2 separate regions of the Mus musculus genome follow, and region 1 is linked to region 2. The links are chromatin loops, found by intact Hi-C in ENCODE. Cell type or tissue: left cerebral cortex. All regions are shown on one strand. Links, peaks and the distances in the headings refer to the core of each region. The heading gives the core; the rest is flanking DNA. Region 1 has its middle 140 kb from the start of Rgs21. Region 2 has its middle 93 kb from the start of Rgs18.

The links. Hi-C counts contacts between places; a loop is a spot of excess contacts. Peaks named below come from ENCODE experiments on the same cell type or tissue, not always from the same donor. Only the 100,000 strongest peaks of a DNase experiment are listed, where the experiment ranks them.
Region 1: it touches region 2 in a loop (2.1-fold over the local background); 3 of 42 quality-filtered maps call a loop at or near these places.

What each region holds. Positions count from the first base shown.
Region 1 is chr1:144,422,317-144,439,277 of GRCm38, forward strand. No RefSeq gene overlaps it. Among named protein-coding and RNA genes, the nearest start is that of Rgs21, 140 kb to the right of the region's middle. In left cerebral cortex, for the core only: a CTCF peak has its summit at 9,377 (motif pointing right); a DNase peak (open chromatin) is centred at 9,370.
Region 2 is chr1:144,674,282-144,691,242 of GRCm38, forward strand. No RefSeq gene overlaps it. Among named protein-coding and RNA genes, the nearest start is that of Rgs18, 93 kb to the right of the region's middle. In left cerebral cortex, for the core only: no CTCF peak of the experiment used is centred there; DNase peaks (open chromatin) are centred at 8,062 and 8,554; H3K27ac peaks cover 836 bases.

The DNA of each region.
Region 1 (16,961 bases), core at 4,590-12,589, 250 kb before region 2:
CAGTCTTCTAGCTTTTTGGTTTCTTAAGTTAAAGATAATGTTTATTTGTAGATGTAGTACTAAATGATTTAAATATCCTGATTGATTTAATTTTAATAAAAATAATTGCACTGGATTTATAATTAATAGTTCTGTTTTATAGATGGTGTAATCTTGATTTGCAGAACTTTGAAAGTCACCTGAGGTCACGGAGCTATAAGAAAACATTCTTGAAATTCTAATCAAAGCCTCAGAACCTACATTCTTCCCCCAATATGCCAATTTCCCAAAAACTACCTACAAGTTGGGATTGTGTGTGTGTGTGTGTGTGTTGCAGAGGAAGTTTTGGGAAATGGAGAGGACAATTTAGTAATTATCCATGTGTTACTAAACAGAACAACTAGAACTGAAAGTGCTCATATTCAACACTTTGGATCACAGCCAATTAAAAATGTTTAATGCACATGGCATTATGCTGTTTTAGTTACAGTGTGCAAGAGGGGATTCAACTAAGCAAGGCCAGAGATAACTCAAAAAGGTGCATATCCAGCCACAGCCTCTCACTGAGAAGAAAGCCATAAATCTGGTGTTGGATCTTTGGAAGACATAAGAGATTATTCTACATTCAATCTACTTCTGTCTCCAGAAAAGCAAGCCCAATGTTTTCTGCAGCTGGGGCTGACATCTTTTCCTCTCTTGTGAGCCTAAGGTCCTCTTTTGTGAATTCGTTGTATTATCTCCACCCATCTCATTCTCAAGCATTTTAACTTCTATCCACTTAACACTTTGTCTAACATTCATTGTTCAGAGTGAAGAAATTCAGGGGATGACCTTGAGATAGACACCTTTATTGGGGGTTGTTTTAGAATCTACCATCCATCCAGGATCCAAATAGTCATGGTCAAGGTATATAGCACATCTTGGAACGTTTCTGGGACCAATTTCTTCAGAAAAGAGCTAAGGACAAGTTGATAATTAACATGTCACCTACAAATTGTTCTTTTGTACATATTTCCTTATAAATTCTAGACATATTAATAGATTTTCTCAATTATGTTTGCAATCGATACAAATAGCTAATAAATTTTTGTGGTTGTATAGTTGAAATTTTCTATTCATAATTAATTATTTGATAAAATTACGGTAATTATTTTTATCTTAATTATATTATCTTAATTCACATAAAGATAAAATTATACTTCATGTATTAAATATGAAGAAATATTATAAAGATCATGAATTTAAATATGCCCAGTCAAGTTTCTAAACCTTGCACCTCTTGTGTAGAAATTTAGGAATTGTAAATTTAGGTTCTCTCTCTCTCTCTTTCTCTCTCTCTCTGTCTCTCTCTGTCTCTCTCTGTCTCTGTCTCTCTTAATCTCTCTCTCTCTTTCCTTCCTTCTTTCTTGGTTTTATTTTGACTTATTTTTTTCATACACAATATATTTATACTATTCTTTCCCTGTCCTAACTCCTCCCACATCCTTCTTGATGTTCTCTCTCAAAACAAAAACAAAATAAGTAAATAAGCAACCAACAAGACAAGAATTAACCAAACCAAACAAAGAGTAGCCCTTTCAGCTCCAGATAAAACATATGTTGTCCAACTTCTCCTGAGAATGAGATTTGCTTAGAATGTGGTTAATATACCCAGCGATACTTTGTTGGAGAGCAGATTTTCCATTTCCCAATAGGTATCAATTATGAAAAGCTCCCAGTGCACCAATTTTGTCTGGTTTGACCTATGCAGGTCATCTGAAGCTGTCACAGTCTCTGTGAGTTCATATGTGTATCAGTTTTGTTGTGTCTGGAAGACACTCTTTCCTTGGAGCCCTCTACCAACTCTGGTCCTTAAAATCTTTTCACTTCCAACCTCAGAATTGGTCTTTGTGCCTTTAGGAGTGGGATCTAATAAAATTATCCCACTTAGAACTGAGTGCTCCCTCCTAGTCTCTTACTCATTGCTCATTGTGTATTAAGTAGCAGGTGTATCTCTCTTTAAAGAACAAAGGAGTTTGGAATTAAACTTAAAAAAGACATAAATTATTTCCTACTGTTCCTGTTTTTTCTGTTTATTTGACTGTAAAAATTACCTAATTTGTAGAGTGAGATATACCTTTCAGATTTAAAAGTGTTGGTGCAAATAACAGGGCACATAGGCTGTAAGGGTTCAGTCTCCCTTGATATATGTGGTTTGTGTGTCTGTTATCTTGACTTAGTGATGGCATGTCCCTGATGGGCTATTTGCTGAGTTCCCCTCACTACCAAGTATCTTTTATTCCCACCATGTTCCTGTGACATTTTAATATGGCCAAGCTCTGCACTGATCCTCCCATAGGAAGGAAAATGACCTGTTGGAGGAGAAGGGAACTAAACTGGGGATAAAAGTGATTTGTGATTAGCTGAGCTTTCTCAGAAAACGCGATATCCAGTCACAGTGTGTGTGTGTGTGTGTGTGTGTGTGTCTGTATGTATGTATAATTTATTTCCTTTGTTAATGTTTGACATGTTTTTAAATGAAAGGTTGTATTCATTGGTTTACTCTTTAATGTTTATTTATTTGTTTGTTTAATTGTTAGAATCCAAGTTCAACATGCCTTTTCATTTTTATTACAAATAAATTGTTTTCATATTTTATATTTAAAAATGTACAGTTCTTTTATGTTATGTGACTGCAAAACTCTATTACCTGTATTTTCCTACCTGCTGATCTCCGAAAGTGTGCTGTGAATTGCCTTTTGTACTAAATTCTTGCTGAACTTTGGATCTGAATAGCTCAGAGACAGCTCTATGCTACTCATTAGTGGAGTGTTTTTAAGTCCATGGTGGCAGGTAAAGGAGAGTCTTATAAAATATTCATAAGGAGTAGAATAAACTGGATTAGGACTTGCAAGTGTGCCATAGAATTGTACCACAACTTTGAGATAAGTCATTTAACCCTCAACCCTCAATTTCTTCAGTAGCAGAAGGGATATGTTAGTATTTGTTTTCTGAAGTGGTTTTGAATTTAAAATATTAATGTTGGTCATTTAGTACATGATACCACTTCTGGGTGATTCAGAACTACTATTGTTTTTCTTAGTATATTATGTTCCCTTAAGAAATAGAAATTCTATTAGCTAACTAATACATTTAGGGGAAAGGAGTCATTCATTAATCAACTAACGTATAGATAATTATTCTTGGATTATTTTTCATGATGCCACAGAATGCTAGACATTACGGTGGCAGAGACTTTATAACTCAGCAGATGTAGGCTTTGACCTTTGGTGTCATCAACTATTTATAAATTTTCCCAAGAGACTCAAGCAGGCAGTAGGAGGAAGAGACGGGTTAGTCGGATTGCATTTCTCTTTCCCACTTCTACTAATGAAATCCTTTTATTTTTATCCTTTTTTGGGTTCCTCTGAAAGATTTCATTCCAAGTACTTTGCAAAAATAAGGTATGAGTACTTAGTAAAGAAGCTTACTTCTAAATCTGTCCCTAAATCTTGCAAGTTTGTAGCTCTAACAACAGAAAGAATTGTATACTTAAAGAATCATCACATAGGATTTTAGATCAGTGTTTCTTCAACCTTCCCTGTGCATTGGAATCACCTTGAGAGATTTAAAAATCTTGATGCCCAGGTGGCTCCCAGACCAATTATATCAGGTCTCCACAGGTGATTCCGATGAGCAGCCAAAGTTGGAAACCACTGGCTTGGCAGGAGGGAGAGGTGACTTCGATTTAAATTGGGAAGAAAATGCTTATGGAGAAAGTAGGATTTGACAGATGGGCTGAATGTTGATGAAGAAAAATGGAGGCATCTTTGTTGATATAGAAATATTGGCTTGAGAGAGAAAGAGTATGTGAGAAGAGAAATAGAGGGAGAGGGTGCGAGGGAGAGGGGAGTGTGGGAGTATAAATGAAAAGTGTAACAAGACATTAAAAATTTATTTCCCAGAAAAGACATGGAGTTGGGTTAGCAGGGAGATAAATAGGATCTGGGGGAGTTGGTGGAGGGGAAACTATGTTCAGAATGTATTGTATGAAACATTTTTTTTCAATATAAAACAAGAAACAATTTACTTTGGTGGCTCCATCACTTGACTCCTGTGAAAATGTGATTAATGTAGTTAATCTCTAAATATCTGTTTCTTTACCTGCAAATTGGGAGATAAAGGGGTCCATTGACAAAGTTTAATATAGTCCAAATGGGAAAATTAATACAAAGCATATCGTTCAGCATCTCTTCAGTGGGTGTGAATTAAATTGAGCAGCTGGAATATAAACACCTAGTGGAAGAACAGAAACAGGAGTTGGTAGCCCTTTCATACCTCCTCAGAGCTGTAGCCACAGAGAGCCCCTAACCCTTATACCTTGTCTCCCATTCACATTGTCACTAACTTTCCCCTTTCTGATTTTCCTCATGGATTTACTACTTCATGATTGATACCCTTAGCTCTAAAAATATGTAAGCTGCATTTGCCCCAGGCAGTACCCCAGTGCCACTGTCTCAGAACTTTTTAGGAACACAAGGCAATCATATTGTATGTTTCATTTGCAGTTAACTCTCAGACTGTTGCAAAATCAGGTGTGTTTGCAGCTGGCTTTTCCTCTGAGTGAGAACCATAAATCCAAGTGAAGATGCCTCACCAGAAGACTCATGTAGAATAAAACAAACAAACAAACAAACAAACAAACAAAGAAGGGGGAAGAACAAACCCTGGAGGGAACATCTATTCTAACAGATATGCAAAACACAACAAAGAAATGAACAAGATATGACAGAAGAAGCCACTGCAACACCTCTAATAACTCTCAGCTCCTAAGTATCAGAAAATGAGATAACAAGATAATCAGGGTTATCCTCAAAGAAAAGCCAGGCAGCAACACAATTATAGAATTCTAAACCAACTTCCAAAGTAAATATAGACAGACATTTTCAATGAAATGTTTGCAAATTGAATTAACATTACTCATAGTCATAGGTAGGTTGGTTTTATTTCAGGGACTCAAGGTCATTTCTAGATATGCAAATCAGGTGTATGTAATATAACAGGGTTGATAATATTGACAGAAATCACACCATCTCCATAGATTTATGAATGGCAGCTGATAATGTTCAGTTCAGGATACCTTTATCATAAAAATTCCAAAGAACATAGGACATTGTGCTTTATTATAGTTAACACATGTATATAGTGGTGTGTGTGTGTGTATGTGCATGTGAGTGTGTGTGTGATTGTGTGTGTGTGCGTAATTGTGTGTGTGTGTGTGTGCTTATGAGTTACAGTGTATGCATGGAGGTAAAAGACAACTTTTGGGAGCTGGTTCTTTGACTCAAACTCAGAACATCAGACTTGTTTGCAAATACTTTTAACTTTTGGGACATCTTACTCAGTTAAAAGCAATAACTTTTCTAAATCAATCACAATCTCATCAAGACAGAAGTTAAGAGAAAGATCCTATTAAGATCTTCAGAACAAAAACATCTAGCAATAAATCCAACCAAGGAATTGAAGTGCCTCTACACTGATAACTTTAAGATCCTGAAAAAGAAAGTTGAATAAGCTAGATGATGGAAAGACCCTTTAACCTATTAATTAGCAGAATTAATATTATGAAAAAACTATATTATCCAAAGCTGTATATATATTCAGCACAATTCCTATCAAAATTGCAATTAGATTCTTTGTAGTAGTAGTAGTAGTGGTGGTGGTGGTGGTGGTGGTAGTAGTAGTAGTAGTAGTAGTAGTAGTAGAAATAATTTAGTCAGAGTATCAAAGACCCTGAATTGTCAAAGCAACCCTAAAGAGCTAAAACAACATTGGAAATATCATGATTCCTGAATTCAAAATATGCTAAAGAAACATAGTAACAAAACAGGCTACTGGAATACATCCAAATATGTAGATCAATAAATACAGGAATAAAATAGAAGAGCCAGAAATAAACACATAGAGTCACAGCCATTTAACTTTTGACAGAGCAGTCAAAATCATACATTAGAATGAAAAACCTCTTTAGCAAGTGTTGGGGAAAGTGGATATTTATGTATAGAAAGGGAAAACTAGATCTATTTATCTTTTAAAATTTGATTATTTGGAAATCTCCTTTCATGCAGCCTGATTGTACTCACCTCCCAGTCTTCCCATGCCAAAGAGGCCTTCCCATCATCTCCCCTAAATGAAAAAAAAGGAAAGGAAAGAAAGAAAAAGGCAAATCCATATGCTCACTGGAGGATGGTCATATTCTTAGTGGCTAGCCTTCCTATGGAATGGTGAGTCTTTTCCCACTTGTCTCTACCTGTAATTCCTTCCCCCAAGAAGCCATCAACTGAGGAGAGCTCTGCTGTGCCTGGAGAAGAGGCAGGCCCTGCTCTCCTGTGACCAACATGACTTCCGGTGGAAGTCCTAACCATGGACATGGCCTTTGGTGGTAACAGAGGCCACAGACATCAACCTGTCTCTGGGCATATCAGAACCACGGATTTACTCATGGTCCTCAGCAGCTCCATGGACCACGGGCCTCAACAACGCTTCAGGTGGCTGCACATGCCATTCACATCACCACAGCCCCAAGGACATCATGAACGCAACAGTCTGTGGCACAAACTACATAAGTCCACCAGGATCTCAGGCTTTATGGTGGCCTAAGGCAGCAGCACGAGGCACAAACACCAACATGGCCTCCAGTAACATCTCAGACAACTGCAGTCCTCCAAGGAGGTCCAATCCAGAAAGTGAACATTTGCTAGGGAGATCCCATCACCGGGTGGCAGGTGCAGAGTTTGAGTCCGATAAAGTTAAAATGGATAAAATTTTGAAACAAAATACATGGAAAAAACTCTCAAAGGGACAGGCATAGCAGAGAATATTTTTTGAGAAGGACTCCAGGAATGTAGAAAAATCAAACAGGACTTGATGAATGGAACATTATGAATAAAAGGCCGCTGCAGAGTGGAGAAAATAGTCACTGTAGTGAAAAGACACAGAAAGGGAAAATGGTCGGCTAATCATATGTCATCCAGGACTGATCTCTAGACCATAGAAAGAAATACAAAATTTAAACAGCATATAACCAAATCTTCCAATTGACAAATGGGCTAATGAACTGAATATATAGTTTTCAAAATATTAAAGTGGCCAGTGAGCACCACAAAATAATCAGTATTCTGGGACATCAAGAAAATGCAAGTTAAAACGGCCATGGGATCCATCTCAGCTCAGCTTTCATGGCCAGCATCAAGAAAACAAATGATAACCAATGCAGGTCATAATGTGTGGAAGCAAGAATCCTTAATGGATCCTGATGGGAATGTAAACTTATGTAGCCGCTATGGAAATCAGTGAGGAAGCTGTCTGAAATGCTAAACCAAGAGCTAGCTTACAAAAACCCAGCTATAACACCCATGGATACACAACCTAAGGACTCAAAGCTCTGTCACAGAGGTACCAGCAAATGCATGTTTATTGTTCTATATTTGCTTATTCATAATAGACAAACCTACATGGCTATTCATCAACATATGAATGGATAAAATAAAATCTCCCACATATACACAGTAGAATGTCATCTAGCTACAAAGAAAAAAAAAGGTGTAATCAGAACATTTGCAGAAAAATGCTTTGAAATGGAAAGTCATTATGTTAAGTGGAATAAGCAAAGCACAGTAGAGCAAGTATTGCATGTTTTGTTTTGTATGTAGAAGTTAGATTTTAATTTTCATGAATGTATTGGGATCTAGGTCATGAAGTTAGAATGAGGACAATGAGAAGGAAATAAGAGAGTGTAATGGGTAGAGAAAAAAGAGTAGTGGAACACAAGTACCATGAACTTGGAATGGAGTTTGGGATATTCAGGAAGGAAGTGTGAAAGAATAATGTTGAATAAAGAATATGTGATAGTTCTGTGACAAAAAATTGTTACTTTGAATGCTGACTTAAAAAAAAAAAAGAGTTCCTCATTGCAAGTTCTTGCACAAACTGTGATCAAGTGATACTGGGTTTTATCAAGTAGAATGTTCCATTGGCTGCAGTGTCCTCAATTCCCGAGAGACCATGCTCTGTCCTTAGAACTACAAACAAGACTCCAGGTAGTTCTGTTGAAATTCCACATGCAAGGGACTAAGGAAGAAAAGGATGTTTAAATTGAGCAGAGTTCTACTTCGTACTACTCTAATAAATGTTGGCAGGATGCTTTCGTGTCTTAAATTTTAATGTAGGTAATTTGTTGAGATATTGAAATCTGTTCTGCAGATCCTAAAATAGTTCTTCATCTAGATTCAAAATCTCATGACAGTCATAGGTAGGAGTGAATATAGTACTTAATATCTTGAATGTAGAGATACACTACGAAGGATAGTTTTTCAAGCAAATTTGTTTTGAAATTTCTCAAACAGAAGCATTTAATATACATTTGCTATAGCAAAATTGACCTGAAATTATATCAGGTGATTTTGAAAGACCAAGGCATAATAAAACACACATGTATGTATGTGTCTTTTATGAATTAGCTCAATTTTTATAGAGTCAAGGATAACTCAACATAAATTCATTTTCTATTTCAGTATAATTTTTATCAAGTACCTTAGTCAGACCTCATATTTACTTAAAAGTTTTCCCACAGTACCACTTTCTATACCTTCATTATGAACCTTCCAAAGTTTAATGCAAAATTTCTTTCTAACAGTGAAGTCATTGAGTAAAATATACTAAATCAATGCTGCTCATTTCAAGAGTTTTAATTCGTCCTTAGGCAGAAAGGCAGCACTGTCTCTAGCAGTGCAGTGAGAAGCTGAAGCCACTGTCCACTGGACTCCCCTGGGATGCCAAGGGACTTCTGAGGTCCATGCGCAGAGTTTCACCTATTTCATAACAATTTAGATCCCCTGATTAGCATATGTGACAATTCGTTAATTAAATAATGATTAAGCAAGAAGAATGTATTCCTATTTTCTATTCTCAGGGATATTCTTCTATTGTCTCACCAAATCAGTGAAATGACTAATCTGGTTTAATGCAATGAGACACATTTTAGTCTGAATCAGAAGTTGTTTAAAATAAGATATGCTTTTTGGGTCTATTAGGTGTTCTACCCTAGGTATCTGGCATATGCATATGTATATGCGCTATCCTGGATAAAAATGTACTTTTAGCATTTGTTTTGATGAATGTACTTTCCAAATATATTTCCTGGGTGTGATCATTGTTATTTTGTGTCTTTCTGAGACAGGATCTTACTATATTGCCTTCTTGGCCTAGAGCTAGTTATATAAACTAGGATGTCCTCCAATTTACGGTGATCTTCCTGCTTCTGCCTCTTGAGTGCTGGGATTAAAGGCCTGTGTATATTATTTGAACTTACTGCACAACAAAATCAACCAGTATCAGCAGGATGCTATATGAAAATAGGTCACAAGGTGGTAGTAGAGTATTTGTCATGTCCTATGCAGCCACTACAAGCAGCAGCATGGTAACATTCTTTTAAAATATTTATTTAGATTTATGTGCAATTGACTTAAAAGCAAATTGAAAATTTTAAACTTCAAACATTTTTCTGGGCATCATGTTGCTTTACAATATAAGAGTACATTGAATGAACACGTTAGAAAACAAAATGTAGATGAAGTCAGAAATAAATCCAAGGAAGGGTTGTATAGCAGCAGTTCAGTTGGCAAGGTGGCGAAAAGGTCATCTTGATTTGAAGAAGAAAACAACAACAACAACAACAGAAATGCATGTCGCATGTCTACATATGCACAGACATCTGTAGGTACTGATATATATTTATGCCGTTTGCACATATTATATGATGTTTGCCTCATGTTTTCATCCCATAAGCACACAACATGTGTTTTCTTCTGTGGAAGCAAGCTGTTCAGCTTTGGGCCTCACTGCCTTTCACATCCCTTACTAGACTTGCTCAAAAGTCCTTTGATTCCAAAACCCCTCCTGACACCTTCCCAGGCTGTCTCTTTCTTGCTTTGTTGTTTCTGCCTGATATGTTATTGGACAATTTTAAGGAAACTATGTCTTTTAGTGCTTGTGTTTATTTTTCTTCCTTGCTTGTGTCTTATTTGCCTTTAACTACAATAAAAATACTACACAAATGAATGTCAGCCTTTCCAAGGGAAGGGGTAATATGAAAAGAGAAAAAAATGCATAAGGCCATCTTTGTTTTTTCTGGAAGTATGGAAGGAATTTTTAATTTATCACAGTCTCATCTCATATAGATGAGCATTATATATATATATATATATATATATATATATATATATATATATGTATGTATATATATATAATATAGTATGTATGCAGAAATATGTCTATAGTTTGTCTATAAAACAGAACTATGTATACATATAAACTACTGTTTTTAATCTGTGGTTCAATAGTTAACATTTTCTATAAATGATGAGATCAGTTTTCTATAAATGATGAGATCAGAGATTACATATATATCAGATTATATATATATATGTATATATATATATATACATATATATATACATATAATCATTAGGTAGTTATTATTCTTCTATTCAGGTACAGGTAGAAGAAACTTAAGAGACAAAAAGTTTCGGTAAATAACAATTATCTTAGTAAATTAACTTTTGCTTATTAATTCCTGACATTTCCCTGTTCACTGCAAATATGAACTGTAGCAGAGAAAACTAGACTCAACACTGATCTTCCATATGCTGGTTGGCACTCCCTCCTCAGCAAGCAGTTTAGATTTTAATTTTTTTAAACCCCCTGTTTACAAACCTTCTGCTTATTTTCAAATGTTGCAGCTATGCTAAAAACCAGAGCCAAGGAGAGTTAATTTTCAAGATCCAAATGCTCATGCTAAATAAAGATACAGTGTCTGTCTTGGACATAGAAGGATTAATAGATATCTTTGCGAGATGAGCAGTTTCACAGCAGAAAACATGTTTGAATATATTTTTGTTATATAAAATGAATATTTATTTCACTGGTAATACTATCAAATGTGACAGCTTAATTTATATTTTTATGGCAGAAAGTAGAGTTGGCCAAAGTCTCACTTCTGTTATATACAGTGCACTGAAGAATATACAATCATGCATACACACATGTGTATGGACAGTTGTTAGTTGCCTCTACTAAGACCTCAGAGATCTTGAAACTAGAGAAGCAACAATTTTGTATATGTGAGGCCCTGGGTTTAGTTTCCAACATCACGCATCCCTGAACAAAGATACCTCTCCCAACCCATAAACTAATAAAAATACAAAGTGCTTTAGAGAATTTAGAGACAAGGGATCTTGATACATTTTTGAGCCAACACAGAATGTCTCCAGATGACTTCAGGGTGGAATGGAACTACTATAGACAGTCACCAGTGTCCTTAGTATCACCCTTTAACCTTTTAACACACTTTCTTATGCATAATAAGATGTATCCAAGCTCTTTGGCATAGAAAATCTAGGAGAAATACAAACATCTACCTCCTCAAAGGTCATCCTTTGTTTTCTTAGACCTACTGAAAAATATCCATTCTTCAGAATCTTTTATATAGATTTAAACTACTTATACATCTACAAACACACATATCTAGAACCTTTAATGCTTGTACATAAACCATTGAACTACATTCAGATAACTTTGAATTGCTTTGTATTCAGACAATTTCACTTATTACCCCTACAAACAACTGTAAACATGTTGTGTAATCCTTGTGATCCTGTTCTTGCTTCCCACCATGGATTATATAGACCCATTTTAGTCATTTCATTCTTGTTTTACATTATCTTTTAAAGTCTGTCTTTTCAGGAGTCATGTATCATTTTAATGAGCCATTTTTATAGGTCTTCCAGCATACTGCGAATTTGGCTCATATTAGCGTTGGGTTTTAGACATCTCAAAATAGAGCAGGAATGAATGATTTATAAAGTGTCCTCTCTTTTATAATGTTACCTTCCTCTGCATGCACTGCTAACTGGATTTTTTGATTAAAACAATATTAGGCACTGTGATGGCTATTCCTGGTTGTCAACTTGACTACACCAGGAATTAAACCCAAGCAGCTGGGTATTTTTCTTATTAAATCATTTGATATGGGAAGATTCCATCCTAATCTAGATCCTCTGAGGTGGGAAGCTACACCTTCAATGCAGACCCTGAGGCAGACTATCCTTTAATCTGATCCGTGCCTTGTGTTGGCAGCCTCTGTGCATATCATGGAAGAAGGAAGATTGCTCTTGCTCTTTGTCTATATTCTATCACACTGACTAAGAAACCTATTCTTTCACTGGCATTAGAGCCTACATCAGGATCCCATCACATACTGAAAACTAATTAAGTCATCTAGCCTCAGGGACTGAAATGCTACTGGATTATTGGAACTTCCTTTGGTAGACAGCATTGTTGGACTAGTTGGGCCACAATCTGTAAGCTTGAAATAAATATAATAAATGTGTAAATACATAAATATATATTTACATATATATTTATATACATATTTACATACATAGGTATACATATATTCAGTCTATCAGTTTTATTCTTCTGGTAAACTCTGACTCATATACCCCCTTAGGGTGGGAGAAGAACAAAGTGTTTTCATCTGAATCTTTTATTTGTTGTTGTTGCTACTTTTAGCCCCCAGTAGAGAGTTTTCATTTTCCTCACATCAAATGAGTTTCTCTCTTTTTTTTATCATACCACAAAGGAAGAGAGAATTGAGGGCCCACTCTTAGCCTAGTCAATCAACAATGATTTCTGTACCAATGTACCAAAGCATGGGGGTCCTAGAGAAGTTATTTCTGTTATGTGAATAGAAAGAGAGCCTGAAGTCACTACTACTGAAGAGGCATACAGATTTCCTTAGACCATCAGAAGAAAGGAAAGATGAGTCCCAGGTAGTGTTCTGGAATCCAATGTACCCTGTAACAACTATAACGACAAAGACCCCAGTTCTATGACCTCTCTGTGATCACAGTGTCCTTAAGGCTTGCCAATAAACTTAATAACCTCCTTGCTTTGCTCTGTGAACTGGCTGGTTTTGTGTGTCAACTTGACACAAGCTGGAGTTATTACAGAGAACGTTGGGGAAATGTCTCCATGAGATCCAGCTGTAAGGCACTTTCTCAAGGGGTCAAAGGGGTCGGGCCTAGCCCATAGTGGGTGTTGCCATCCCTGGGCTGGTAGTCCTGGGTTCTATAAGAAAGCAAGCTGAGCAAGCCAGGGGAAACAATTCAGTAAGCAGCACCCCTCAATGGCCTCTGCATCAGATCCTGCCTCCAAGTTCCTGCCCTGTGTAAGTTCCTGTCCTGATTTCCTTTGATGATAAACAGGAACGTGGAAGTGTAAGCTGAATAAACCCTTTCCTCACCAACTTGCTTCTTATTCATGATGTTTTGTGCAGGAATACCAACCCTGAACCCTGACTAAGACACCACATCTTTTATTTCTTGAATTGATTGATAAAATGTAACTATCACCTAGATAGCATCAACATGATCAAAGAGAGCCAGGTGGAAGATGTTTTGCTTCCTTGACAGCCTCAGATGCTATGTGAATTCACCTTCCTGTACTTTTTAAAAAATTGGTTATTTTATTTATTTATATTTCAAATGTTGTCCCCCCCTTCCCAGTTTCTCCTCCACAAACTACCATCCCATCCCCTCTCCCCTTTTGCCTCTATGAGGGTGCTCCCCCACCAACCCACCCATTCCTGCCTCACCACTCTAGCATCTATTTACACTGAGGTATCAAGCCTCCACAGGACCAAGGGCCTCCCCTCCTATTGATGTCACATAAAGCAATTCTCTGCTACATATGTAGCAGAAGCCATGGGTCCGTCCATGTGTACCCTTTGGTTGATGGTTTAGTCCCTGGGAGATCTGGTTGATATTATTCTTTTTATGGGGTTGCAATCCCATTCCACATCTTCAGTCCTTCCCCTAACTCTTTCACTGGGGTCTTTGGGCTCAGGCTGATGGTTGGCTGCATGCATCCACATCTGTATTGGTCATGTGCTAGCAGAGCCTCTCAGGAGACAGCTATACACGGCTCCTGTCAGCAAGCTCAATAATGTTTGATAATAGGGTTTGGTGTCTGCCAGTGGGATGTATCCCTTAGTGGGGAAGTCTCTGGATGGTCTTACCTTTGGTCTCTGCTCCATTTTTTTTTGTCTCTGCATTTCCTTTAATCTTGGGAGATAGAGGGAAGGAGGATCCTTGGAGGGAGAGGAGAGAGGGAGGGAATCAGGGGGGGGGGTAGGATCATGTATGGGAAGAACCAGGAGATCAGGGCTGAGGGTCAGGAAATTGAACAGAAATATGTAGCAGTGGGTGATGGGAAACTATGGGTAGCCATTAGAAAGTGTCAGATGGCAGGGAAGCAAGAGGTTCCCAGGAGCCAACGGGGATGACATTAGCTAAAATACTCAACAAAGGGGAAATAGAAACTGTAGAGATTATCTTCCAGTAGATAGGCACAGCCTTCAGATGAAGGATAGGGCCACTCACCCATCTCTTCCTGTACTGTTTTGCTTAAAATATCAATGACTAAATCCAGCCTAGATCTCAAAGAAAAGGCAGTTAGATTTAATCTGAGATTGGTTGTCACGTTTCAGGAAGGTTTGGGGGAAGAAAGATATTATTGTCAGTTTCCAAAAAGGCACAATCTAAATAGAGCTTGTCATATTCTAAAGTGACCAAACCAGTTTTATCATTATTCAAAAGGGTGCTATGTAATGCATATGTATGATACTTTTGCATTTGCAGGATGAATAATAGGTCCTTAATTTAGTGTGCATTTTGAGCTCACCTCCTGAGACAGCGACCGAACAGCTGGTTCTTTTATCTTTCTATTTTTACTGTTTTCTTTTGTTTCTGGTCTATTTTGAGACAGAAGCTCTCTGTAGCTAAGCCTAGTTAGGAACTCAACAAGTAGACCTGGCTGGTCTCAAGCATGATGATCTACCAGCCTCAATTACTGAGTGCTTTTGAGGTATGGGTCACCAGGTGCAGCTGATTCTAAAATAGTATTAGTTGAATGGATATGACTGCTATGGTGATTGTACTCTCTCTGTTTTTTTGAGGGAGTATTTGTTTTATTCTCAGCCCCTAGTTTGACATGGTACCATTTCCTAGAATCTGATCAAAGCATTTGACCTCTGAGCTCACTAAAGTCTGTGGCAGATTCATGACCCCTATTTCATGGGTTCTGGTCTATATGTCTTTCCATGTCATTGGCAGTATTGAGAAGATCTCTTATGTTCTCTTGGTTGGTAAAGGCAGGATGCTCTTCTTATGACACATTTGAAAAACATCTTCATTGGAACTCAATTGTTGTCTCTCTTTTTCTGGTTCTCCAACTTCAAACCTCAGTCTCTGCGGTGCATCCCTTGCTCTTGGTTAGCTGTCTACCAAAACTAGATACATGATCTTATTCAGTACCAGGGCTTCGAAAATTATCTTTTTTTTATGCCTACCTATTGATTGAAGAATCATTAATCAATATCTAAAATTTTCAGTGAACATAATTATTGTTGAACTCACCTACTTTGCATCACTTTTTACCTGCCTAAGAACCTATCATGTCCAAAGGTTTCCTAGTCTGCTTTCCATACACCTAATTACACCCAGGAGCCATTCCATCTTCTCTATCCTTTTAGATGCCCAGTTTGATCATCTCATGATTCCTGTCTCCCCTTTCTCCTATTGTCTGATACAGATGATGGTTTCTTGCTGTTGACTTTGAAATGAGTATTAGTGGTCTTTGTAAATGTCTTTTTTTTTTTTAATTATGGGTCTTTGTGCTTTTGCTGACTTTTCTGTATTCTAATTTTAATTCTATCCTTTAAAATATTCACTAGACTAGGACACTATTTCTTTATTTGAAGTCTTCAAATCTTTGATGTTAAAGTTCATGTAATGGCTGTAAGCCTCATAAGAGCTCCTCAAGGAAGAGGCCAGGCCCTGCTCCTAAGGAATGCCAATTGCCAAGCTCTGCCTACAGAACACTACTGGCTCTAACAGCAGGACCCAGGCCCTCTAGAAGCAGGCAGTCAAGCTTGACCCTACTCTAGACTTTAAATCCAACCATCCACACCCTGGAGATCTCCACCACTTCGGAAAGCCCTGCTCCCCAATCTCAGCTTTTCTTCCAACAGCCACCCTCCTGCTTTTTACCCTCTCAATAAATGTCTTTTGTTACGTTTGGTTTGTATTGTGCCTTTGTGATACTCCCTGTCTCTCGACTGCCAGAATACCTTTCTCTTCAGAACTGTAACAGTTCCATTAGAGGAAGCCTTTCCCTGAGGAGCTGGAACATTTACAGCAACCTTCGAGACTCTGGAAACACAAATAGCCACAGCAGCAACTGGTGTTCTTTCTAGGTTTGTCCTAATCTTGTCATCAGAGCTGCTATGTTGCCGACTTTCTGGATGTTGCATCGATTGTTTCCTTACCTTCCAGGCAGCAAAATAAAAGTGACAGAACAGCTGGCTCTCTGACCTGTAGGTCATTATACAGATGTCATCAATCTCGCAGAGTCTTCCTGATCCTCCTCTGGCTTCAGTCTTAACTATCTCATCATTCTTCATTTGTTTTTGTTTTGTTTTTTTCAGATACAGGATCTCTTTGTAATAGGCCAGCTATCTTGGACTTTGTAGAGCAGGCTGGCCTCAAACTTGCAGAGATCCCTGCCACCTCTGCCTCCTGAGTGCTGAGATCAAAGGTGTGTGCCACTATGCCCTGCCTACTTCATCATTCTTTATCTTCTCTCCATCTTTTATTGTCCTTACAGTACATTTTTACCATCTGACATGTTTATTTCACTTACTCTATCTGTGGTTCATTCCTTAACTGGAAAAATAAGGTTTTCTGAAACCATGTTTGGTTTTCATGTTTTATTTATTATTGTCAGACCCTACACAGAGCTTATCTCAGGCACCTGGGAAGGAATTTTCAATAATATATGTATTGATGGAAATGTTTGATAAACTTAAAATATTATATTCAACT
Region 2 (16,961 bases), core at 4,819-12,818:
GTTATTTATACATTTTGGATATCAGTCCTGTGTCATATATATGGGTTGTGAAGACCTTTTCTCATTCTGTAGTCTGCTGTTTTATCCTTTGTAGTGGTTATTCCTGGTTGTCAACTTGACTATATTTGGAATGACTACAATCCGGAATTGGAAGGCTCACCAGTGACCCTTATCTGGAGGCTTGGAGATCCTTATCTGGATCTTGGTTTGAAGATCTTAAGCCATAGTGGCTATGGATTCCAGAAGATTGAATCTCTGAGTTTAAGGAACACACCTTTAATCTGGGCTACGCCTTTCATCTGGGATTAAAGGTGTGGTGGGACACACCTTTAATCTGGGCTACACCTTCTGCTGGAGACAATATAAGGACATTGGAAGAAGGGAGTCTAGCTCGAGCTCTTGCTCCTTCACCTGCTTGCTGCGTGAGACTGAGTAACTGCTAGATCCTTGGACTTCCATTCACAGCTGCGACTGAACCATTGTTGGGAATTGGGCTGCCGACTGTAAGTCATCAATAAATTCCTTTACTATCTAGAGACTGTCCGTAAGTTCTGTGACTCTAGAGAACCCTGACTAATACAGAAGTTGGTACCAGGAGTGGTTCTAGAGTAACAGAAGTACAAGGATGAATCTTTTAAAATACTGGAATTGGCTTGTTGATCCACCAGCACTTTCAACTATTGAAACCTCTCCAGACTCTCTCCCTCCTGGGAGCTCAGAGAATTTTGAAGACCCATGGTTGAAACTATATTCCGAACTTAAAGAAGCTAATGACCTTGATTTTCTTAATGAATTAGGTGATTCAGTGCACAAAGCTTTCTACAAGATGGGGAAAAAATCGGAAAATGATTTTACTGGCTGGCTGCTCTTAGTATCTGTGGAAAAAATGATGAATGAAAGGAAGGAGTTGTGTGATAAAATCGAAAGTCTCCAGACACAAGTAAACGATCTAAAAGTTGCTAAGTGTGTCCTTGAGGAGAATCTTCTCTCTTGTAGCAATAGAGCTCAAGTTGCAGAAAATCAAACAGAAACTCTCATTGTAAGGTTGGCTGAACTACAGTGAAAATTCAAGTCTCAGCCTCAGAGTGTGTCGACAGTTAAAGTAAGGGCTCTAATTGGCAAAGAATGGGATCCTACAACATGGGACGGGGATGTGTGGGAAGACCATGTTGAAGCTGAGAATTTTGAATCCTCAGATTCTCAAGGGTTTGCCCCACCTGAGGAAGTAGTACCCTCAGCCCCACCTCTTGAAATAATGCCTTCCCCACATGAGGAAATTAATTTTGCAGAGTCTGCTCACGGCCCACCAATAGTTTCTTCTAGACCTGTAACCAGACTCAAAGCAAAACAGGCTCCTAGAGGGGAGGTAGAAAGTGTAGTCCATGAGGAAATTCGCTACACTACTAAGGAGCTTAATGAGTTTGCTAATTCATTCAAGCAGAAACCTGGTGAATATGTGTGGGAATGGATTTTAAGGGTGTGGGATAAGGGTGGAAGGAACATAAAACTAGAGCAGGCTGAGTTTATTGACATGGGTCCTCTGAGTAGAGATTCTAGGTTTAATATGGAAGCTCGCATAGTTAAAAAGGGTGTCAAAAGTTTGTTTGAATGGTTGGCTGAGGTGTTTATCAAAAGATGGCCTACTGGAAATGACTTGGAGATGCCTGATATTCCGTGGCTTAGTGTTGATGAAGGGATTTTAAGACTTAGGGAAATTGCAATGCTAGAGTGGATATATTGTGTAAAGCATAATTCTCCACAATGGGAAGGTCCAGAAGATATGCCTTTCACCAGCTCTATAAGACGCAAATTGGTGAGAGGGGCACCAGCACATTTGAAGGGTTTTGTTCTTTCCCTTTTCCTTGTGCCAGATCTTAGCATTGGAGATGCTTCTGCTCAATTAGATGAATTAAATTCACTGGGTTTAGTTGGATTCCGAGGTAACAAGGGCCAGGTGGCAGCATTGAATCGCTGGAGACAAGGTGATTCTAGTTATTATAATGGACAGCGTAGACAAAAGAATGTTTATAATAACATACCCAGTAATGGTCAGCACAGGAGAGGTGAAATTTATAATGGCATGACTCGGTTGGACCTTTGGTACTGGCTAACCAATCATGGTGTTTCCAGGAATGAAATACATAGGAAGCCTACTGCATATTTGTTTGATCTGTATAAGCAGAAAAATTCTCAAACAAATGAAAGAAAGGCTACATTAGATCGTGGTAAACAGCCAAATGAAAGAAAGGCTACATTAGATCGTGGTAAACAGCAATCTCGGCCAGTGAATCAATTTCCAGACTTGAGACAGTTTGCAGATCCAGAACCCCTTGAATGAAGGGGTGGCCAGGTTCCGCTGAGGAAGGATCTTGATAAGACACTCAAAGGTTTTGCTGTTACCCTTTCTCCAGTTCTTCCCCAGAGGGACCTACGGCCTTTTACAAGGGTAACTGTACACTGGGGAAAAGGAAATAATCAGACTTTTCGGGGTCTGCTGGATACTGGTTCTGAGTTGACACTGATCCCAGGGGATCCCAAGAAACATTGTGGCCCTCCAGTTAAAGTAGGGGCTTATGGAGGGCAGGTGATTAATGGAGTTTTGACTGATGTCCGACTCACAGTAGGTCCAATAGGTCCCCGGACACATCCTGTGGTGATTTCCCCAGTTCCAGAATGTATAATTGGGATAGATATACTCAGAAATTGGCAGAATTCTCATATTGGTTCCCTGAACTGTAGAGTGAGGGCTATTATGGTTGGAAAGGCCAAATGGAAGCCTTTAGAGTTGCCTCTGCCAAAGAAAATAGTGAATCAAAAACAGTATCGTATTCCTGGAGGAATTGCAGAAATTACTGCCACTATCAAGGACTTGAAAGATGCAGGGGTGGTGGTTCCCACCACATCTCCGTTTAACTCTCCTATCTGGCCAGTGCAGAAAACAGATGGATCATGGAGAATGACAGTTGATTATCGAAAACTAAATCAGGTGGTAACTCCAATTGCAGCTGCTGTACCAGATGTAGTTTCGTTACTTGAGCAAATTAACACATCTCCTGGCACCTGGTATGCGGCTATTGATCTGGCAAATGCCTTCTTCTCAGTACCTGTCCATAAGGACCACCAGAAGCAATTTGCTTTCAGTTGGCAAGGCCAACAGTATACCTTCACAGTTTTGCCTCAAGGATATATTAACTCTCCTGCCCTGTGTCATAATTTAGTTAGAAGGGATCTTGATAGTTTGGATCTTCCACAAAATATCACATTGGTGCACTATATTGATGACATTATGCTGATTGGATCAAGTGAGCAAGAAGTAGCAACCACTTTGGACTCATTGGTAACACTTATGCGTATCAGAGGATGGGAAATAAATCCAACCAAAATTCAAGGACCATCTACCTCAGTGAAATTCTTAGGAGTCCAGTGGTGTGGGGCATGCAGAGATATTCCTTCTAAGGTGAAAGATAAGTTATTGCACCTGGCCCCTCCTACAACCAAGAAAGAAGCACAACGTTTAGTGGGTCTATTTGGATTCTGGAGACAACACATCCCTCACTTGGGTGTGTTACTTAGGCCTATTTACCAAGTGACTCGGAAAGCTGCTAGCTTTGTGTGGGGCCTGGAACAGGAGAAGGCCCTTCAACAGGTCCAGGCTGCTGTGCAGGCTGCTCTACCACTTGGACCATATGACCCAGCAGACCCGATGGTACTTGAGGTGTCTGTGGCTGATAGAGATGCTGTTTGGAGCCTCTGGCAGGCCCCTGTAGGTGAATCACAGAAAAGACCTTTGGGATTTTGGAGCAAAGCTCTACCATCATCTGCAGACAACTATTCTCCCTTTGAAAAGCAGCTCTTGGCCTGCTATTGGGCCTTAGTGGAAACTGAACGTTTGACAATAGGACACCAAGTTACTATGCGACCTGAACTACCCATCATGAGCTGGGTACTATCAGACCCTGCAAGTCATAAAGTGGGACGCGCACAGCAGCAGTCTATTATCAAATGGAAGTGGTATATACGTGATCGGGCCAGAGCAGGTCCTGAAGGCACAAGCAAGTTACATGAAGAAGTTGCTCAAATGCCTATGGTTTCTACTCCTGTTACAATGCCATCTGCTGCCAAGCATGCGCCTACAGCCTCATGGGGTGTTCCCTATGATCAACTGACCGAAGAGGAGAAGACTAGAGCCTGGTTTACTGATGGCTCTGCACGTTATGCAGGCACCACCCAGAAGTGGACAGCTGCAGCATTACAACCCCTTTCTGGGACAACCCTGAAAGACACAGGTGAAGGGAAATCTTCACAGTGGGCAGAACTTCGGGCAGTACACATGGTATTACAGTTTGTTTGCAAGAAGAAATGGCCAGATGTACGATTATTCACTGACTCATGGGCTGTAGCCAATGGATTGGCTGGATGGTCAGGGACTTGGAAAGATCACAATTGGAAAATTGGTGAGAAAGACATCTGGGGAAGAAGTATGTGGATAGATCTCTCCAAATGGGCAAAGGATGTGAAGATATTTGTGTCCCATGTAAATGCTCACCAAAAGGTGACTTCAGCTGAGGAGGAATTCAATAATCAAGTGGATAAGATGACCCGTTCTGTGGACAATCAGCCTCTCTCCCCAGCCATCCCTGTCATTGCTCAATGGGCACATGAACAAAGTGGTCATGGTGGTCGAGATGGAGGTTATGCTTGGGCTCAGCAACACGGGCTTCCACTCACCAAGGCTGACCTGGCTACAGCTGCTGCTGATTGCCAGATCTGCCAACAGCAGAAACCAACACTGAGTCCCAGATATGGCACCATTCCTCGAGGTGACCAGCCAGCAACCTGGTGGCAGGTTGACTACATTGGACCACTTCCTTCGTGGAAAGGACAGTGTTTTGTTCTTACTGGAGTAGATACTTATTCTGGTTATGGATTTGCCTTTCCTGCACGTAATGCCTCTGCTAAAACCACCATTCACGGACTGACAGAATGCCTTATCTATCGTCATGGTATTCCACACAGTATTGCTTCTGACCAAGGAACTCATTTCACAGCCAGAGAAGTACGACAGTGGGCCCACGATCATGGAATTCACTGGTCTTACCACATTCCCCATCATCCTGAAGCAGCTGGTCTGATAGAAAGATGGAATGGCCTTTTGAAGACGCAGTTACAGCGCCAACTAGGTGGTAACAGCTTGGAAGGCTGGGGTAGAGTCCTTCAGAAGGCAGTATATGCTTTGAATCAGCGCTCGATATATGGTACAGTTTCACCCATAGCCAGGATTCATGGGTCCAGGAATCAAGGGGTGGAAAAAGGAATAGTTCCACTTACTATCACTCCTAGTGACCCTCTAGGAAAATTTTTGCTTCCTGTCCCCATAACTCTAGGTTCTGCTGGCCTAGAAGTTTTGGCTCCAGAGAGGGGAGTGCTCCTACCAGGAGCTACAACAAACATTCCATTGAACTGGAAGCTCAGACTTCCCCCTGGTCATTTTGGGCTTCTAATGCCCTTAAACCAACAGGCTAAAAAAGGAATAACAGTGTTAGGAGGGGTGATAGATCCAGATTACCATGGGGAAATTGGATTAACTCTTCACAATGGTGGTAAGCAAGATTATGTCTGGAGTGTAGGAGATCCCTTAGGGCGTGTCTTAGTACTACCATGTCCTGTGATTAAAGTCAATGGGAAACTACAACAGCCTAATCCAAGCAGGATGACAAAGGATGCAGACCCATCAGGAATGAAGGTATGGGTCAATCCTCCAGGAAAAGAGCCAAGACCTGCTGAGGTGCTGGCTGAAGGAGAAGGAAATACAGAATGGGTAGTAGAGGAAGGTAGTTATAAATACCAATTAAGGCCACGTAACCAGTTGCAGAAACGAGGATTATAAAGTAATATGAATGCCCATTGTAAATTTACAAATGCGTTTGCGATTGTACGAGGAATAGTTATATCATGTTAGGCGTATTTACAACCTTGTTATTGTTTCATGTGAACATGAGATATTATTTGTGTCAAGTTGACAAGGGGTGGATTGTAGTGGTTATTCCTGGTTGTCAACTTGACTATATTTGGAATGACTACAATCCGGAATTGGAAGGCTCACCAGTGACCCTTATCTGGAGGCTTGGAGATCCTTATCTGGATCCTGGTTTGAAGATCTTAAGCCATAGTGGCTATGGATTCCAGAAGATTGAATCTCCGAGTTTAAGGAACACACCTTTAATCTGGGCTACGCCTTTCATCTGGGATTAAAGGTGTGGTGGGACACACCTTTAATCTGGGCTACACCTTCTGCTGGAGACAATATAAGGACATTGGAAGAAGGGAGTCTAGCTCGAGCTCTTGCTCCTTCGCCTGCTTGCTGCGTGAGACTGAGTAACTGCTAGATCCTTGGACTTCCATTCACAGCTGCGACTGAACCATTGTTGGGAATTGGGCTGCCGACTGTAAGTCATCAATAAATTCCTTTACTATCTAGAGACTGTCCGTAAGTTCTGTGTCTCTAGAGAACCCTGACTAATACATCCTTCAAGAGGTTTCACCCAGTATCTGATGGAAACAGGTACAGAGACCCATAGCCAAAAATCAGGTGGAGCTTGGAGGGAAAGGACTGTAGGAGACAGAAGGGTCAAGAACACTGCAAGAAAAACAACATAGTCAACTAACATCAGTCCTTACCAGCTCACAGAGACTGAATCACTAACCAGGAAGCATGCATGGGACTAACCTAGGCCCTCTGTACATACATTACAGTTGTGTAGCTGAGTCTTCCTGTGGGACTCCATACAGCAAGAGGAGGGATTGTCTTTGACTCTGTTGCTTGCCTCTGAATACCTTTCACTCTACTTAGCTTCCGTATCTCTCCTCAATAGGAGATGAGTCTAGGTTTCCTGCAACTTGATCTGCCAAGGCTAGTTGATATCTAGGAGAGGCTTCCTTTTTTTCTGAGGGAAAAAAGAGGAGGGAGATGGTGGGGAGGATGGAAGGAAGGAACTAGGAGGAAAAGATGGAAGGGAAGCTGAGCTAAAGATGTAAATAATAACTTATTAATACCAAGATTTTAAGAATTCATAGACCAATGTACATTAGGAACATAGCTATTATCTCAATTCTCAGTAAAATTCTTACAAAGCAAATTCAAGAACATATCAAAGTGTTTTTCCATCATGATCAAGGTGACTTCAACCACGAAATGCAAGGATGATTCAACATACATAATCCATCACATAAACATACTAAAAGATAAAACGCACATTATCATCTCATTAGATGAAGAAAGGGCCTTTGACAAAATCCAACCTTGCTTTATGACAAAAGTCCTGGAGAGCCTAGGGATACAAGTGACATATCAACATGATTAAAGCAATCTTCCCTGCTTTTCATTCAGAGATAACAGTTCCAGTGATAATTATGTACAGGAAAAATGACAATGAGGACAGATCTTTCTCAATGTGACATGCATTTTTCTCCAGACACAATGGAATTCTAAAAAAAAAAAAAAAAAAAAAATCAACAACAAACTATAGTTAACTCTTTCAACTACACTACTTTGGGCAAAATATGTGGAACATGTATCCTTTCTAAATATGAGACATGATTAAAATTTACATTAAAAATTAGGTGAACCACTGACTTCCTAAATACATTGATAAAAGGCATTAAAGATCACAAGTTATTGTATGCATCTAAGAATTTTAAGATAATTATTTATTTCAAATTTGATGTAAGTGAAATATGTTTATTAATACATTTATACTTTGAAAATGCTATATTTATGTGTTTTGTTCTCTTACAAAGAAGAACCATTAACATGTGTCAGTATTTTTGTCCTTTATTTTATACTGAGGACTCACTGAATTACATATAGTTGTGAGGCACACAGTTTGCATTAAAATAACTTACCTTACTTTCTTTTTTTATAACTAATCACACATTTTACTAACGAGTTAAAAGTACAGGAGCATATGGTATAAACTATTCTGAGATAGTCATGTACGTGTCTCACAGTCCGTCATCTACCACATTAAAATTAGACTTGGTGATTCATTTTGAGATGTGTATAAGAATATTTAACATAGAATGAGCAATTTTGTGACGTACGCATATCCATTTCCTTCGATGAAAATTACAGATGGTTCGGGTTGAAATCTAAACTGCACCAAACTCTCAAATGATCATTTATTTTTCTGTCCATTCATACTAACTGGGTTTATCCCTTGCTTTCATCCACTATTTCCTATTTTTCCCCTTCTTGCATATTTTGAAATAACTATTCTTCAACTTTCCTGAATGGGCTGCTGCATTGATTTCAGTAGTTTTAAAATTTCATTTCTTTTAAATTTTATTCTAGTTTGATGCTTTGAGAATCTTATACATGTATAAAATTATCTACAATGACCACATGTAGCACAGTTTTTCTCTTTAACTATATATACACAGTTTTTGTGCTGATCAGAATTGATTTGGGGACTACAGAGACATATATCTTCTTCTTGTTTTGTTGGCATGTTTCAATCTGGAGTCTAAGTAGAACCAGATGGCCTCTTCACCGTCAACAATGTATGGACAGGTGTTTGAGATTATGTGAATTGTTGGACTTCCCTAGCTGGTTGTGACACTAAGTACAAATAAATAGCCATCTTCCTATTTTCTTTGTCTTCTCTCAAATGGATAAAGGCCTTCTCTGTTCTGCTGCCTGGGAAGATGACGAAGTCCTATGGTTGGTGTGGTACTGGAAATCCTGTGTTGTCTTTGGTGCTGACAGTCCACTGATGCAAGTGTAGAAGAGAGGCAAACCAAGACTATTTTTTTTCTACACTTGCTTGATGATGTAGTCTGTTTATGATCCAATATCATTACATCTGGCTAATGTTTGTTTAGAAAACCATACAAGTTCATACCTTTGAAACTACAAGACCTTCTGTCTATATGTGTGAAAGGTCTGTCTTCAGGCATTGGCTTAGGAACAATTGTGAAAAAGATGTACCCAGTATTGAGTCTGGCCATGCTTACTTCCAAGTTGACTTCCCAGGTAAATTCCTGCTTTAATGTGTCTGTATTATCTTCAGCCAGTGAAGCCTTACTCTGCACTGAATTTCATCAGCTTCATAGATAAATAGTAGAGATCATTCTTTTACTGAGCTGAATTCTTATGGTTTGAAACTCCCAGCTGCAGAAACTAGTGTGGTCTTAGCACCATGTAGTAGTGAAAGGAGTTGGCATGTGATGATGGCATGGAGAAGTTCCAGCTTTTACCTAAACTCTGAACAAATTCTAATATTTAAATTAATTTTTCATATAATATATGTAGATTATATTTTTTCTCAATCACTAACTCCTACCAGGACCTCCTAGCATCCTTATTCTACCAACTCCATGTTTCCTCTTCCTCTAAAAAATTAAAACTTAAGGCCAAAACAAAACAAAACAAAAAAGATCTAAGGAAGCAACCAATAAGCCAATCCAAAAAAAGTAAGCAAACACCAAAAAAAAAACCCCAAAAAACCAAAAAAAAACAAAAAACAAAAAATGAAACAAAAAGCCCTCCAACACAAAATTGAGAAAGAGGCGTCACTTTTTCTGTTGACAAACTATTTTTGGGCATAGGGTCTGGCCTGGAGTGTAGTTTATATACCTAGTGATATCCTATTGAAGAAAACAGATGTTCCCTGTCTAACCAGGTATTAATTGCAAATAAGTTTTTGGTTGGGCTTGGGTCTTTGTGTCTATTGCCTCTGCTCAGTGCTGATATTTTATCAGATTTGAACCTGTATAGTTCTTGTGAGTGATGTTATAGTCTCTGTGTTTTCATATGCATGTCAGCCCAGTTTGGGGTAGAAGATGCTGTGTCTTCAAGTCATCTTCCACCTTCTGCTCTTGCAGTCTTTGTGTTTCCTCTTGTACATATTTCTGAGACTTGAGGGAAGGAGCTTTAGGCATTTCATTTAGTATTGATGGCTCCAAAGTTCCTCACCCTTCACATTATTTATTATCCTCTGTGTTAGTTCCCATATACTGTAAGAAGAATGTTCTCTGATGATAACTGAACCATGTACAGACCCGTCACTATTGCAATGTGTCATTAGGAGTCATTGGATTGTTTTGTTCCTTTACCAGATTCACTGTAGTTGGGTTTTCCTTAAGACAGGGACCCATCTAATCTCAGGTCCTTAGTCACCTTGGTACTTACAGGCACGAGGTCCAGAGGTTTCATATTCATTCAGTTATTTGAACACAGAGGTTGTACAGCTTTACCTAATGTTGTCACTTAATTCCATGTAGTGCTATGTATAGTGAAGTCTTTATGTCTGGCTCCGAGTGAAATGTTTCAGCAAAGCCTTTGATATGTTTGGGTCAATCATTTGAAGCTGTGAAAATCTTTTGAGACTAGAGAATCTGCACTTGGTGCTATGTGAAAACTTGAGGCTAGACCAACCTTGGTCCTAAGACACTCATAGCAAACCTGAGTTCTTACTTTTGATTATGGCTAGCCATGGTCAGAAAGGGACTGAGATTTGTGTGAGTTTGACTGCTCTCATGGGCAGCAAGGGCAAAATAACTTTGGCAGTTGGATTCTTTCCCGGCCCCAATTAACCTTGTATAATGTTTGAATAAAATTACTGGAGTAAGCTAGCTGGGTGTCAGTCTCTTCCTAGCAGGTTGAACTCTGCTCCTTTGGGGCATAGCATCTTGGCTAGCTTTTCTCTGTACTGCACCACCTATGACCAACTTCAATCATTAGTTCCATATTTCCCCACAAAGCAATGTTTAGTTCCATGTTCTGTTCTATAGGGCTTGGGGAAATGTGATGATGTTGCTTTTGCTAAGCTATTTTGTTTTATTCTTATGTTAAACTAGATACTGTAGTGTCATAGCTGGTTTGTCTCTTGCTGTGATAAAATAATTGAACAAAAGTAAATTAATGGAGTATTGGGTCTATTTAGTCTCACAGTTTCAGGTTATATTATATTATAGCAGGGAAGTCACAGCAACAGAAGCCTGATTGAGCTTATCATATCATATCCAACTTTCTCTCTCTCTCCCTCACTTCTCTCTCTCTCTCTCTCTCTCTCTCTCTCTCTCTCTCTCTCTCCCTCCCTCTCTCTCTCTGCCTCTCTCTGTCTCTGCCTCTCTGTCTCTCTCTGTATCTCTCTCCTTTTCATCCAGTCTAGAACCCAGGCAATGAAATGGTGCCAGCCACATAGCCACATTTTAGGCAAATCATGCCTACCTAATGATGTTCGGATCAAGAAGGTATTTCAATAAATTGTCACAGTACAGCCTAATCTAGACAATCATTCATTTATACTTGCTTCTCAGGTGGTTTGAGAGTTTGTTCAGTTGCATCTGAAATGAGTCATCATGTGTTTCTTTTTCCACAGTTTCCTTATCAAAGTGGCATTGTGCATGTGACTTAGTAAGAACAACTCTGATGGCTTTCTTTCTTTCTTTCTTTCTTTCTTTCATTCTTTCTTTCTTCTGTATTAATCTACTACTTGATATATTTTCATTACTTTCATGGAGAGGTGCTGAATACAGATGAATACAGAATCAGATAATAAAAATATACTAATAGTTAATGCCAATATGAAAGAAGCAGAAAGGAATATAGAAAATTTTCAAAAAAGATGCATTGAAAAGACAAATAAAATATATTAAGGCTCTCTGAAAGGAGGATATAACTGTGGTTTAAATTCAGATAAGGTTAGAAAAGGATTGTAGACTGCTCACCTTGAGTGATATGAGGAATCAAAAGCTTTGACACCTGAATTGTCAGTTTATTCTTTTCCTGTAAAGATTCACAAATCTGTGTAGAAATGTTCCTGTAAAAATGTGCAATACAGACCTAAGTTTTTCACTGGGATGATAATTGGAATTTTACATCATCTATCCATCTTGTGAAACGGGAGTAAATGACCGTACAAACTCCTGACAATTTCTAAATAAATTTATAGGACTTATTTTCATTTAAAATTATCTACACACACAAAACCAAATTATAGATTGTCTGAAGATAATGAAAGCCCTTGGTTCCTTTTTATTGAAGATAAGTTAGCTAGCTTTCTATACCACCACAATAGTTTTAGTATCTATTAATCATACTGAACGTCAGCGTTTAAAACACTTCACATAATATAATTTTACTACGGCACAAATTAATGTTTAGAAGTCTTTAACAACAAGTTCATAAAATATATGGGAATGTGGTACCATTTTGGAAACGTAAGGGTAATGTGACCATTAAGACTCATTCATGCTAATACCCTGGCTCTTCTCAGACAGCATCTACTCATTATGTGAATTACTTTACTGACTTCTCTCAGCTGCTTCAACCGCTAAACCATTAAATTCGTTTTTATTCCAGAAATATATTTCTTGCAAAATTTTGTATAACATTCACTGTGAGTGCATCTTGTTTTTCTTTTTGGAGGTTGTCATATCATAAACAATACATTAAGGCAATAAGTACATTAATGATATTCTTCTTTCTTATGTGTTTTAACTGCAATACAGCATGCTAATTACCATGAAACAAGAAAATAGAGCTGGGCAAGTGAATATATTTGAGAGACAAGTGTAAATATTAGCTTCACAAGCATAACCAATGCCTGCGGAAGATTCTATGTCTTGGACTTTGTATGTTGAATGTACCCAAGATGGCTTTAGGCAGCACTCTCCAGTGCTTACATTTATTTATAAATTTACCTATTTACTTGCTTGATACTGTACTACTGCCTTCTTTATTGTCAGGTTTCTCTACAAGAAAATAATGAATACATATAGCAGCAAAAAGCCTGAGAATTTAGTTCAGTGCCAATATATGTTAGAATACTGAAGATATAGGCTCCAATGCCAGCAAAGGAAAGGACTTGCCAGAGAGAACAGGAGCGTAAGTACAGCTCAGGCTTCCCTTTCGTAGGCTGTCACTAGATAGTATGGCCCAGATATGAGGTGGATCTTTCCAGTTTCAAAGATAGGGGTTTAAGGTGGGTCTTCCCATTTAAAATCAGTTTTTTTGTTTGTTTGTTTGTTTTAATTCTTCACAGGTGTACCCAACTGCTTGGGTTTTAGTTAATTCCAGATGTAGTTAAGTTGATAGCTGCTACCAAGAAGTCATCACATCTTATTAGAAAAGTATTTTCAAAGGGAATTTCAAAATGCTCCAAAGAGGAATAAAAGTAGATCAATGAATTTTTGTACTCTTGCTATCAAATGGCTTAAAAACTGAACTTTTACTTTAAAAATATAGTGTTTTAATATTTTTTCTTATTTTTAAAACATTACTGCAAACGGTCCTTTTGGGACATTAGTTACAAGAGTTTAAATAACTTCTTAATGAAATTTATTTGGAAAACAGATATGTAAAACATTGTTAAAGGATTTGACAAAAAGGAAAAAAAAAAGGGAAAGAGAAGATCAATCCATGCTGTACTTACTTTCATATTCTTTTATGTTTAAAGTTATCAACTTATTGTGATTTCCCCTTTAGATCTTATAAATCTCCTTTTAATGTAGTAAACTAAAAAGTGAGTTTTCCAGATAATAATCGCTACAATAATTGTTGCACTATCTTTTGAAAATCATCATGCTAAACATAAATGTGTATTTCTTTGATTTTTTTTTGTTAGATAGGTTTTCTATAAGTAGAACAAAAAGCTATTGGCTATGTAGCTGGCACAAATATTTTATTTGCTGTATTATGTACATGGACTGCCTGGGAGCAATTTGGAGATGGAGAGGAATATACAGTATATTTATTTTAAAGTGCATATGGGAACAGAATGAAGAACGCAGCAATGGGCAGGTGTCCAGCTGTGAAACTGTCATGTTGACAACTTCTTCAGAGCCTGGTCACTTGACTTCTCATGGTACTATGAATTGGCACTTATAATTACAGGAAGCCTCCAATTGTTTTGTACTCTTTAATGGGTCAATCGTTTGAAGCTCAATGACTCCCATGGTATCTTCAGCCATTGCAATCGCTAAGCAGCCTAAGAGGAATAATCTTTTAGATGCTGCTGTTTTTATTAGTATTCACTGAAAATAGGGCAATAATTAGTTTATTGTCAAAGAGTTCTGGTGTATATTAAATTCTCCACTTCAGTCTAGTTTCTTCCAAATTCTGAGAGAAATTTGTCTAGGATTTAGGGGAACCCTCCTTCCTGGAGAAACAGCAGAACAAGTAGGAAGAAGCAGAGTTTTCTTACCTGAATGATAGATTCACATACACTTTTACCAGCAACAGTCCACCAATGAAACAATCCTGCTTCCAGGAACTGCCCAAGTCATTTTTGTCCACTTGAGTTATTTTATGTCATTTATATGATATATGATTTCTGGTGGCCATTAGTGTACAAGATTGAAGTCTCTATATTTTGTGCCCACTCATATAAAACCACTTTAGAACGTTTTATGCCCACATAACAACCCAAATCACACCCTCTTGGCCAACTAAATCCTTCAACTAATCCTATAGATGTTTCGTTTTTAATAAAGCCTATAGATGTTTCTGGTTTTGCCTATTTCCCTTCCCCCCCTCTTCAAACCTGCCTTTGAGTTGGTCCCTAGTCTTGTTTGTTCAGATGGTTTTTCTTTTCATTTGCATATAAGCTGTAGCATCTGTGTTATTTTTGACACTTCCACAGTTTCCTTTCCTACAGTTGGTGATGGCAGATCCTCCCATGAAGCAATAGGCATGATCTAAGCTACAGGTACTAGTACCACAGTGGTTGCAGTTGTGGAGGTCAGAGATGATGCTGTTTGCCTGTACACTTAGGTTTTGCTTTCGTTGAATAGATGATGCAATTCTTTTCTGAAGTGTTGGTGGTTTGTTCCTTTCTAACTTATACCTTGGTTCTTTGCTGATAGAATCTATCTTAATATAATCTGTTGTTCTGGTCTCACAGTAATGGAGTCTTTCACCTTTTAATAGTCTTTCTTGGGATGCTGAGATGACTCAGTGGGTAAAGAGATCTGTTATGAAATACTTTGGTGTGAGTTCAATCTCGGAACCCAAATAAAAGTGAAAGGGAAGAACTGACTTTACAAGTTGTACTCTGACTTCCACATACCTACTTAGAAATAGAAACTTGGGTATATATGAAACTTCTGAATATGGGCTTAAATTAATATCATCATGCATTTGACTATATAGTTATGTATCATCCTTCACTTAATTTTTTTCAGAAATCAGATAAATAAACTAAAGAATAGCATAATGGAAACCCATCAAAATGGTGTCGTTTAAGTGCTTAAGATTTACTGTTCTTTTTCTCATTTTTTAAAAATTTGACTTATCATAATTTTAAATCAAGCAGTTTCATAGCTTTAATTTGTTTTACACACTGTTGGTTTGACTCTCAGATCAAAGATACAATGCAGTTGTCTATTAATTGTGGGGTATACCAATACAAAGAGCATGTTTTTTAGTATTTAGAGATATGGCAAATTATTTCATTTGACTATCCAGAGTCCATTTCATATTTCCAGAACCAGGACTCCATATCCTGGGTATATTTCCATATCTTGTAAAATGTTTCTATTCACACTGGCAATTAATTGGTGATGAATGTCAAGATCTTCTTGTAGCCATACCAACTAAAACAGCTTCAGTAAGTCCTTGAAATGTGTAGATAATCTTACCTTCTTAATTATGTTGTTTGAGTAACTGCTCAAAAGTCCCTTTAAGAAATAATATATTTATTAATATATATGCATATGTATGTATCAAATCTCTATTTTGGTACATACTTCTTGTTTGTTTTTTTCTCTTTTCATATAGTGTGATAGAGACATTTATGATGATCAGGAACATCATGAATAATGACAGAAGCAAAGACATCGGTGCATTTATCTGAAAGAAATTTCATTTATTTTTCTCTCTGAAGCATCACACACAGAACTGTTAACCTCCACTGCAGGGTTACTTGGAAGTGTTGGAGAACATCCTTCCACCTGGCTAACATTTCTTATTTCTAAGGAGTCATCTTGTGACAGATCTTCACTGTGTAGTCTCGTTTATTTCCCCTTCAACTCACAAGACATCATAAATATGGAAAATTTGAATTAAAATTTGGCGCTTAACATTTCAGAGATGACTCCAGACAATCTTTTTGAGGAATTCTTCTGAGGAATTGTGTTTGGCTTTACTGTACCAGAATAAATATTTAATGACACGTTTCTGAATCTTATTAGTTTCTCTAGTGGGGATGAAGGTAAGAAGCTATTTTCCAGAACATGTGAGAGGTGCAGATAAGGCAGTGCATACATGCTGCAGTTGAGAAAAAGATACAGGGCAGGTTTCTCAACACTAAACTCACTCTATCCATTTCCTACTTTTCAGTACCAGGGTAAGTCCTACTTTATATCAAACAAATGATGCTACTTCTTCTTTCTGATATGTCTTAAAATGAGCTGTAATGGGTTAACTAAATTACAGTGTTTATAAGGCAACAAACACTCATTCAAAAATGCATAAGCTATAAAGGCTGGCTTTCTTGGGTATTCTAGGAAAGATAATTCTTTGCTTTAATGGGACAGATTTTGGAATTTAGTTCTACCTTTGGATCTTGAAATCTGTAGATATAAAGTGAAAATATATTAAGTGTTTAAATTTCTGTGGAAAAGCTAAATGATTCTTCCCATTGTAACAAGTACATACCAGTATCAGCATTAATCCATTACATTAATCAAGTAGTTTGCATTTCCAAATACTTATGGAAACTTTTCCGTCAGTGAATGTCCTTGACTCTGATTAGTAGACATCAACCAAACACATTCATAGTTTAGAAAACAAGCTCCCAAAAACAATTGTCATTTTTTTTCCTACACAGTCCTTTAAAAACCCACCCCTCTCTGAAATTCATCCTGCTAAAATTCAAATTGTCTTGTTGTAGATTTACACAGAGAAAGTCTGTATAAAATAAAATTGGGTCTTGCTTTCCTATGTAATAAACTTCCTA